2 separate regions of the Homo sapiens genome follow, and region 1 is linked to region 2. Evidence: read pairs that join two places in POLR2A ChIA-PET (ENCODE). Cell type or tissue: GM12878. All regions are shown on one strand. Links, peaks and the distances in the headings refer to the core of each region. The heading gives the core; the rest is flanking DNA.

What was found. Peaks named below come from ENCODE experiments on the same cell type or tissue, not always from the same donor. Only the 100,000 strongest peaks of a DNase experiment are listed, where the experiment ranks them.
Region 1: POLR2A ChIA-PET joins it to region 2 with 8 read pairs; 4 of 35 experiments call an interaction of 5 or more read pairs at or near these places.

What each region holds. Positions count from the first base shown.
Region 1 is chr22:29,419,674-29,425,039 of GRCh38, reverse strand. It overlaps a transcript of RFPL1 not described here. Among named protein-coding and RNA genes, the nearest start is that of RFPL1, 16 kb to the left of the region's middle. In GM12878, for the core only: no CTCF peak of the experiment used is centred there; no DNase peak of the experiment used is centred there.
Region 2 is chr22:30,346,348-30,351,718 of GRCh38, reverse strand. SF3A1 (splicing factor 3a subunit 1) reads left to right here. Exons shown (of 16, transcript NM_005877.6): 3 at 5,200-5,371. Among named protein-coding and RNA genes, the nearest start is that of SF3A1, 7.9 kb to the left of the region's middle. In GM12878, for the core only: no CTCF peak of the experiment used is centred there; no DNase peak of the experiment used is centred there; H3K4me3 peaks cover 2,104 bases; H3K27ac peaks cover 2,934 bases.

The DNA.
Region 1 (5,366 bases), core at 1-5,000, 930 kb after region 2:
GTAGAGACGGGGTTTCACTGTGTTAGCCAGGATGGTCTCGATCTCCTGACCTCGTGATCCGCCCGCCTGGGCCTCCCAAAGTGCTGGGATTACAGGCGTGAGCCACCGCGCCTGGCCTGGAGTTGTGTGGTTTTCTATAACATATAAAAACTACAGATAGGATTGGAAGGCTGTACTTGAAAGTCTCAATTTTGCGGGGGGGGGGGTGGGAGGGACAGGGAGACAGAGTCTTGCTCTGTCACCACGCTGGAGTGCTGTGGCTCAATCTTGGCTCACTGCAACCTCCGCCTCCTGGGTTCAAGTGATTCAGCCTCCCGAGTAGATGGGACTACAGGTGTGCACCACTGCGTCCAGCCTCAATTTTTTTTTTTTTTTTTTTTTTTACTTTGTCCTTAGCCACTGTCAAGGAATTGTCCTCCTTTTCAGAAGCGGGAAGCAGAATTCCTTCATCGATAGAGCATAGGAACTAAGCTCAGGTAGACCTGAGATGGTCTCCCAGCCCAGCCACTTACAAGCCATTTGACCTTGGGCAAATTATGCAACATCCCTGAGTCCTTTTCTCATTTTCTGTAAAATGGGATTCAAAGCAGTTATATTATTGACAAGATTAAATGAGGTAATGTGGGTGAAGCTCCTGCCTTTAATAGGGGCTCGGTAAATGATAGATTCTTAATAAATCTTAGAACCATCCTAGAAGCCTTGGCCATGTATCCAGGGTATCTTTGTTCCTGTGTAACTTCTTTTCTTTCATCTGTTGCCCAGAAGAACTATTGAGGTACACAGTAGATGCTCAGTAAATTTTTGTTGAATGAATGGCGGAGCTTCACTACTTTCTTTGTCCTATGGTCTTTTTTTTTTCTGAGACAAAGCAGGATTCTGTCTCCCAGGCTGAAGTGCAGTGGTGCTATCTTGGCTCACTGCAGCCTCCGTCTCCCGGGTTCCAGTGATTTTTCCGCCTCAGCCTCCTGAGTAACTGGGATTACAGGCACGCACCACCACGCCCAGCTAATTTTTTGTATTTTTAGTAGAGATGGGTTTCATCTGGTCTCGATCTCCTGACCTCAGGTGATCCACGTGCCTTGGCTGGGATTACAGGCATGAGCTATAGCACCTGGCCCTTATTGTCTTACAATAGTACTTTACACCGTGAGCTTTGCTCTAGGAGATGTCCTGAGAGAGCCTGTAAGAAATTTGGCCAGGTAGATTTGGGAACTGCTATAGATTCTAGCCCTTTCCACAGATGAATCATACATGTTACTGTTTTAGCAGCTTAGAGAAGTCATGGGGAGAAGTCTCCCTAGCCTTTTAAGCTTGGTATTTTCTAATCTCATTTGACTGTATAGGGTAACATCGTGCCTTGATGATGCTGTGATGAGGCTTCTAATGAGTTAATGTGTGCCAAGCATTTAGGACAGTGCTGAGCAAAGTGGGTCCCACAAAGGGGCTGCTGTAAGCCCGTCCATCCTTGTGCAGATATTTTTGTGGGAAAGATTTCTAGAAGAGGCACATTCAAAAATTTGATGGGATCAGGTGTGGTGGCTCACACCTGTAATCCCAGCACTTTGGGAGGCCGAGGCAGGAGGATTGGCTGAGCCCAGGAGTTTGAGACCAGCCTGGGCAACATGGTGAGATCCCATCTCTGAAGAAAAAAAAAAAAGTTGATAGATTCCTCAGAATTACTTTTCAAAATCTAATCTGCCATGATCTAAAGTTTGTTTCTCCAGGAAATAGATAAGCAGCTGTTTTCCTGTACCACATGTGTTCTGGATCCTTCTCCTCCTCCCTCTGCACCATAACTGAAGATGGGATGGAGCATAACTGAAAGTCACCCCTCTCTTCTCTCTCTTGCAGAAGCCTGGCTACAGATAAGGGACCAAAATGACTGACTCAAAATATTTCACCACGACCAAGAAAGGTATTACTTGTTTAATAATGGGCCTTGTCCTACGCTTTCTCTTCCTGTCCCTTCTGTTTTCCTCCTATGGCGGTAGGGAGTAGGGGTGGGAATGAAGGCCTGGAAACATGTGGCAGGAATGACCTAGAGCTTGTGGTAGATCTAGAAAATTGAACTGTTGATGATATAAGAAATTGACCACTCCTTTTAGAGCTCAGAAAGGGAAGAACATTAGCTCCAAGTGCTAAAATAATTATGTTTTTGTTTCCAGGGGAAAGAAGACACACAATCCTATCAGCATCCCCACAGCAGAGAGAGAGTGTGTGTGTGTGTGTGTATGTGTGTGTTTCCGTCCATGTACCTGTGTGTCCTTATCCAACGGCACATGTTTTTCTTTTTTTTGAGATGGAGTTTCACTCTTGTCGCCCAAGCTGGAGTGCAGTGGCGCGATCTTGGCTCACTGCAACCTCTGCCTCCCAGGTTCAAGTGATTCTCCTGCCTCAGTTTCTGGAATAGCTGGGATTACATGTGCCCGCCACTATGCCCAGCTAATTTATTTATTTATTTGAGACTGAGTTTTGCTCTTGTTGCCCAGGCACGAGTACAATGGCACCAATATTGGCTCACTGCAACCTCTGCCTCCTGGGTTCGAGCGATTCTTCTGCCTCAGCCTCCCAAGTCATGGGATTACAGGCATGCACCACCATGCCTGGCTAATTTTGTATTTTTGGTAGAGATGGCGTTTCTCCATACTTGTCAGGCTGGTCTCAAACTCCCAACCTCAGGTGATCCACCAGCCTCAGCCTCCCAAAGTGCTAGGATTACAGGTGTGAGCCACTGCACCTGGCAGTTTTTTGTATTTTTAGTAGAGATGGGGTTTCACCATGTTGGCCAGGCTGGTCTCAAACTCCTGACCTCAAGTGATCCACCCACCTTGGATTGAGTCTATTGAGTAGCTACACTGAAATTTGCTAAGCTAGGCTTATATCGTTGGATATTTTGGTTGTTTCTGCTTTTAAGGAAATGGAGGATGTTGTCGTAGCTGACAAATGTGCTTTGACCCTGTAAGCATCTTTCTGGCCAGCCCTTCCTTCCTCCCTCCTTCCTTCCAAGTGATACTGACACATGCCTGCCGACCAGATGAAAAGAGTCTGTTGTTGGATCAGCTGATCCAGGACCCGAAGTCTGCCCCTTATCAGGCATTTCATGTATTGGTCTAGCTGGTTTTTACTGAGAACCTACCATGTGCAGTGGAAGAGAAACAGAGCCTCTGACCTGGTGTTGCTCAAGGTTGAGCAGGGAAGACAGTCTGTAGAGTAGTAACCACACTGAAGTGTACTGGGTCCAGGGGGGACTGTGGGAGAGCTCTGGGTGGAGCTGGCCAGATCGATGGGGGATAGGAAGGGGAAGGAGTGAGTGCTGTGCCTGTGACACATTTGGGGAAAGGAAGGTAGTGGGCATGAGCTACCGAGGAGGGTGATACAAGAAGAGGTTAGAGCCAGGCACAGTGGCGCCCCAGGTGGTGGCTTGGGTGGGAGGATTACTTGCTTGAGCCCAGGAGTTCGAGTCTAGCCTGGGCAACTAATTGAAAAAAGAGAGAAAGCAATTGGAGAGGTACACAGGGATCAGTCTTGTGGGGCTTAGTGAGCCACAGGGTGAACGTAGTGCTGAGTGTATTGGAGTCCCAGGGGTGGGTTTTGTTGTTTGTTTGTTTTTTTTGAGACAGAGTCTCTGTCACCCAGGCTGGAGTGCAATGGGAAGATCTCTGCTCACTGCAGCCTCCTGGGTTCAAGCAATTCTCCCAAGTAGCTGGGACTACAGGCACGTGCCACTATGCCGAGCTAATTTTTTTATTTTGGGGTTGGGGTTTTTTAGTGGATTTCTTTTGGGAAGAGAGATGTGTGGACAGACATGCCTGGGTTCAATGCTCCAGCCAAAGAGACAAGGAAACAGGTTTAGGAAAGCAAAGTGAGTATCTTGGGTAGGCCCAAGCATAGGGATTGAGAGCATGGGCTTTGGAGCTAGCAGACCTGGTTTTGAGTTTCAGTCCTACCACCTGCTGGCATTGGGTTTACGTTACTGAGCCTCTCACAGCCTCCATTTGCTCACTGCGAAATGGAGGGAAATGCAGAGTTGTGAGGATGAAATAAGAAAATGTGTGGGAACAAGTTAGTATGGGACTGGGCTTAGAGAAGGGCTCAGGGGGGCTGGGCACGGTGGATCACGCCTGTAATCCCAGCACTTTGGGAGGCCAAGGCAGGTGGATCACCTGAGGTCAGGAGTTTAAGACCACCCAGGCCAACGTGGTGAAACCCCGTCTCTACTAAAAATACAAAAATTAGGAGGGTATGATGGTGCCCGCCTGTAGTTCCAGCTATCTGGGAGGTTGAGGCAGGAGAATTGCTTGAACCCGGGATGTGGAAGTTGTGGTGAGCCGAGATCGCACCGTTGCACTCCAGCCCGGGAGACAGAGTGAGACTTCGTCTCAAAAAAAAAAAAAAAAAAAAAAAAGCAAAAAACCATCTGCAGTGGCTCATGCCTGTAATCCCAAGGCTTTGGGAGGCTGAGGAGGGCAGACCACGAAGTCAGGATTTCAAGACCAGCCTGGCCAACATGGTGAAACCCCATCTCTACTAAAAATACAAAAATTAGCCAGGCATGACGGCACGTGCCTGTAGTCCCTGCTACCCGGTATGCTGAGGCAGGAGAATTGCTGGAACCCGGGAGGCAGAAGTTGCAGTGAGCTGAGATGGGGCCACTGCACTCCAGCCTGGGTGACAGAGCGAGACTCCATCTCAAAAAAAGAGAGAGAAGGGGTCAGGAAATGACATCTGCCCTCCTAACCTGTTATCAGGGTCCTGACTATCTGTCCATGGCAGGACCAGACAACCCTACTTCCTCATTTGTTTTTCTCACATCATGAAGTTCTTCAGAACAATTGATTTCATGCTTGAGCTCTCATGGAGCAGCTGAATTCCCATTTTCAGAGCTGAGCAACCACTTGTGTCTCAGGAAGTGAAATCCTGAGCAAGCTGTCTTAGAGGTTTGAGGAAAACAGGAAAGGCCTCCATGTGGGAATCCACAAATCCTGCTCTCACCCCGCAAGCCTTAAGTACTCAGGTTCTATTGCACTGAGCCTTTTAAGGGTCTTTTGTTGAGTGAGGGTAGCTGAGGACAGCTTTGCCTTCCACTGGGTTTTTAGCTCCCTGGCTGAGCAGAGCCTGCCATCATGTTTTTGATGCTTTTGTCTTCCTCAGAACCTTTGTAGCTTCCATGGTTCCTGTTGCTTCAATCCAGAGTGGCCTCTAAGTTTCTTTTTTTTTCTTTTCTTTTTTTTTTTTTTTGGAGAGAGGATCTCACTTTGTGTCACCCAGGCTGGAGTGTAGTGGTGTCATGGCTCATGGCAGCCTCGACCTCTGGCCTCAAACAATCCTCCAGCCTCAGCCTCCCGAGTAGCTGGGATTACAGGCTT
Region 2 (5,371 bases), core at 167-5,166:
TGAGACTAGCCTGGGCAACATAGTGAGACCCTGTCTACAAAAAATAAAAAGTTATCTGGCTGTGGTGGCATGGGCCTGTGATCCCAGCTACTTAGGAGGCTGAGGCAAGAGGATCGGTTGGGCCCAGAAGGTTGAAGCTATAGTGAGCCATGGACTCTAGCCTGGGTGACAGTGAGACCCTGTCTCAAAAAAAACAAAACAAGTAAAAATGAGATTTCACAATCAGTCTGGATTTCTGGACAGTTCCTTCATGTGTGGAAGCAGGCCCAATCAGCATGTGTTCTCCAGGGACCACGTCACCCCCCTGAGGCAGTGTCTCAGTCAGTATGCATCATTTAACGGATGGTCCTTCCTTTCCCAACCTAATAAAATTAGACATAAAGATTACTTTGGTTAGACTTTCTTTTTTTTTTTTTTAAATGACATGGAGTCTCACTCTGTTGCCAGGCTGGAGTGCAGTGGTGCAGTCTCAACTCACTGCAACCTCTGCCTCCTGGGTTCAAGTGATTCTCCTGCCTCAGCCTCCCGAGTAGCTGGGACAACAGGCGTGCGCCACCACGCCCAGGTAATTTTTGTATTTTTAGTAGAGACGTGGTTTCACCGTGTTGGCCAGGCTGGTCTCAGTCTCTTGACTTAATGATCCCCCGACCTGGGCCTCCCAAAGTGCTGGGATTACAGGCGTGAGCCACGGCACCAGCCTACTTTGGTTAGACTTTCACTATGTCAGCTCTGCAGATTCATCTCATTACATTTCAAGGGCTTTGATTACCTTTGAGTATTAGGTTGAAAGCTTCTCTGTGCTTGATTGAACATTGTGATGATGTTGATTGGGTCATGTCAGATTTAGACAGTGTTGTGTTTAAGATAAATGTTTAATGGCTCTTAGCAGTGTTCATGCCTCCCCTTTTCCCCTGATACTTTAAAAACAGAATATACAGAAAAGGGGAGTTGGGTGAAGAATCACCATATTCTCATTACCAGAGTAGTGTCTACCAGCTGTTTTCACATTTTTCTGTTTCCTTCTGTCCTTGGAATCCTTTTTTTAGATCCTTGTAATACTAGTAAAGATATTCCACTCTGTGTTGTAAGCATTTTTCCATTTTGCTCCATGGTCTTCATAATGCCCTGTGGTCCTTTATTAAGGGGATGCACCATGTAGAGGTGAAAGGCTTTCCTTGACTTGGCCACCATTTCTGTATTTTCCTTAGAGGAGGAGGTTTCCAACATTTCTTTTTTAGAGACAGAGTCTCGTTCTGACACGCAGGCAGGAGTGCAGTGGCATGATAACAGCTCACTGCAGCCTTGAACTCCTGGGCTCAAGTTATCCTCCCACCTCAGCTTCCTGAGTAGCTAGGACTACAGGTGCCTGCCACCACACCCAGCTAATTTTTTTTTTATTTTTTTTATTTTTTTTAGTTTTTTTGTATAGATGGGGTCTTTCTGTGTTGCTCAGGTTGGTCTTGAACTCCTGGCCTCAAGTGATCCTCATGTCTCAGCCACCACAAGGTGGCTGGGATTACAGGCAGTGACCACCGCACCTGGCCTGTTCCCAACATTTCATTTTGGCAAATTAAGCTGTGGGGAAATCTCTGAGCATTTTCTTTCCCTTTTAGATCGTTTCCTTAGAAGAAAATTCTGTGTGGCTCATTATTGGCTAAAAGAGCATCCTTAAAAGATTTCTTAAACATTTTGCCAAGTAGCTTTCCAATAATTTTGTGCCATCCTCTGCTGCTAAAGAAATAAGAGGATATCCAAGGTCCCTTTAAATATATATGACCAGGTTAGGTGGCTCACGCCTGTAATCCCAGCACTTTGGGAGGCCAGGGTGGGAGGATCGCTTGAACCCAGGACTTGGACACCAGTGTAGGCAATATAGTGAGACCCCTGTCTCTACAAAAAATAAAAAAATTAGCTGGGCATGGTGGCGCATATCTGTATTTCTAGCCACTTGGGAGGATCACTTGAGCCTGAGAGGTCAAGGGTATGATCATGCCAGCGTACTCCAGCCTGGGGCGATAGAGCAAGACCCTATCTCAAAAAAAAAAAAAAAAAGAAAGAAAAAAATCCAAAACCATGCACATCCCTAGATTGATTTTTAGCTATGGTGATTGCTTTTGTAGGCATTTCTAAAATCTGTGAGCCAGTGTGGTGGCTTACACCTGTAATCCCAGCACTTTGGGAAACTGAGGTGGGCAGATCACCTGAGGTCAGGAGTTCAAGACCAGCCTGGCCAGCATAGTGAAACCTCGTCTCTACTAAAAATACAAAAAATTAGCCAGGTGTGGTGGCGGGCGCCTGTAGTCCCAGCTACTTGGGAGGCTGAGGCAGAAGAATCGTTTGAACCCGGGAGGCAGAGGTTGCAGTGAGCCAAGATTGTGCCACTGCACTCCCACCTGGGTGACGGAGCGAGACTCCGCCTCAAAAGTAAATAAATAAATAAAATCTGTGAACTTATCGTTTACATTGCAACAAAGAGACCAATATCCGAGTTAAAGCAGGCATGCAGAACTCTGTGCTTCACTTCTCCTGGGTTCACGTATATTTATGGAGCATGCAGTAGAAATGCACAACTGAGCGGTTTTCCAAAAGTTTTTTCGCTAGGTTAGGCCTTTTCATTTCCTGCATGTTCCTGTCAAGAAACTGAAGTGGAAATTACCCTTAAAAAGTCCCACCAGCTGGGTTGAGTCAGAATCATGTCTTTTTCTGTTGAAATCTATTCCTTCTGGTGGAGAGTATGATTCTAAAATTAACGTTAAGCTAATTTAAAGCAACTGAATAGCTTGGAATGAACATGCCAAGCCTTCTCATTGTTTTATTTTTCAGATTGTTCCCAGATGGGGTAAAGTTATGGCTTAGGCAGTGGTACAGGAGACAACCAGGGCCCCTTTTTCCAGGAGCCCTTTGTCTGCCCGAGGCATTTGCTGGGTATAGTGGCCTAGTTTAGCAGGATTTAAGTGTGCATTCACCTTCATTCTTATGTGTGGTTTGCATTATTTAAGGAGTAGGGAGAATTTTTTTTCCAAAGCATGAGGTTCCAGTTAGACTAATATACTGTCAAATTGAGACCTCATGGTGTTAGTTACACGGCAGGGTATGACCACGACTTGCTGAGGAGCCAGCCTGGGTGTCGATCACTAGTGTGGCACATAATTGCTGTGGTGGTTGATCTGGGGCACAGCACTGCCTGTACCCTGTCTCCTGCCATCTGTCTTAAAAAAAATTTAAAAAATTTTTGTTTTCAGAGGTGAAATTTCATTTTGTTGCCCAGGCTTGGGTATGATCTTCTGGGCTCAAGTGATCCTCTCGCCTCAGCCTCCTGAGTAGCTGGGACTACAAGTGTGCGCCACTGTGCCGGGCTCCCACCCCCTCTTAAACTCACAGGCCAGGGATATGAAAGTCTGAAGAGTGGAGCTGGCTAGCTGGCACCAGATGCCGGGGCCATGCCTTGGTGTGTTTGGGGCAGTTCTAAGTACAAGGTTCTCGCCAGAGGAGCAATGGAAGGCCCCACAGACAATGTTTATGGAACAACCCCTCCTAGCCCCTTGCATTTGCAGGCCACTGTACGATTTGAAAAGACTTTGAGGGCTGGGTTCAGTGGCTCACGCCTATAATCCTATCACTTTGGGAGGCCAAGGCGCTTAAGCGCAGGAGTTTGAGACCAGCCTGAGCAACATGGTGAAACCCCGTCTCTACAAAATGTAAAAAAAAAATTAGCCGAGCATGGTGGTATATGCCTGTAGTCCCAGCTACTCAGGAGGCTGAGGTGGGAGGATCCCTTGAGCCCAGGAGGTGGAGGTTGCAGTGAGCTGAGATTGTACCACTGCACTCCAGCCTGGGTGACAGAGTGAGACCCTGTCTATAAAACAAAAACACTTTGGCATCTCCTCAATAATGTTTCAAGGTAGAAAGGGAAACTGGTGTTAGCTGCATTTTACACATGGGGAAATGGAAGCAAAGAGTAGTTTGGTAACTTGCTGTGGGTCAGAGTGAGTCAGCAGTGAACCTGAGACTTGAACGTGTTCATATCTTGTGTCTTTAAGGTCCGTGTACTTTCTGACTGACACAGGTGTTGTATATAAGTGTGGCACTTTGAATATTACTGTTGGGACATTTTAAAAATCAGGGTTCCCTAAACATCATTATAGGGACATTTTTTCATTATCCTGAGGTTTTGAAGGCTTGCTGGGGACATGGGGCATATCTGGGGAACCATCCCAGGTACAGACAGTGGTTGGAGACCTCCCTGCTGATCTTACCACACCCCTGTCATCTGAAGGTGCCTTATACAGCTGTACGAGTCTGGGTTTTTGCTGAGGATGTTTCCTGTGTGGGCCTCACCAGTATAATGGGGGTGGTTTTAGGGAGTACTTGGACAAGGCGTTAAACCAACTATTTGTTTTTTGTTTGTTTGTTTGTTTCTTAAAGACAGGGTCTTGCTCTGTTTTCCAGGCTGGAATACGGTGACACGATTCTAGCCCACTGCAGCCTCAGACTCCTGGGCACAAGTGATCCTCCCACCTCAGCCTCCTGAGTAGCTGGGACTAGAGGCACACACCACCATGCCCAGTTAATTTATTTTTATATTTTTTTGTAGAGTTAGGGTCTTTTCTTGTTGCCCAGGCTCAAATCAACTAAATTTTCATGTCTTTCAGTCTTTCTTGTTACTCAGAGGACAAAGTCTAGGTTTGGTGCTCATGTACCTTTTACACCTCTCCAGCACTTGCTACCCCTTTGAACTAAGAGAATTAGTCTCAGCAAACTTCCAGCTAAACTTTGACAGTATTACTTTGTTTTCATTATGTTCACTTTTGACTACCTTTTGTTGGTAAAGGCATACTGATTTTTTTTTATTTGAAGTAGTAATATGTATTCTCCATCTTAAATAGATTTTTTTTAAAGTAAATTTTATTAAAAGAAATGAGCGATAGCCTAGATGGTTTTGGAAATGGCAGAACTGGAAAAGGAGCTAAGGAATGACTGGGTTCAGGGAAACCCTGTGGCAGAGGTGGCCTGGTTCAAGCTGAATGAGGCAGATGGCACTGATCGCCAATGCCAGGAAGCTAGAGGAGGACGTCTGCTGAGGGATGGGCTGGTTTGAGCAGTGGGTGGTGGCAAGAAGGACGTTCCAATGGGCAGTGTTCTAGATCACAGCAGGCACAAGGGAGTGGTGTTTATTCTTGTTGTTTTTTCTTCCTCCAGAAACGGGCCTGAATTTGAAGCTAGGATCCGACAGAACGAGATCAACAACCCCAAGTTCAACTTTCTGAACCCCAATGACCCTTACCATGCCTACTACCGCCACAAGGTCAGCGAGTTCAAGGAAGGGAAGGCTCAGGAGCCGTCCGCCGCCATCCCCAAGGTCATGCAGCAG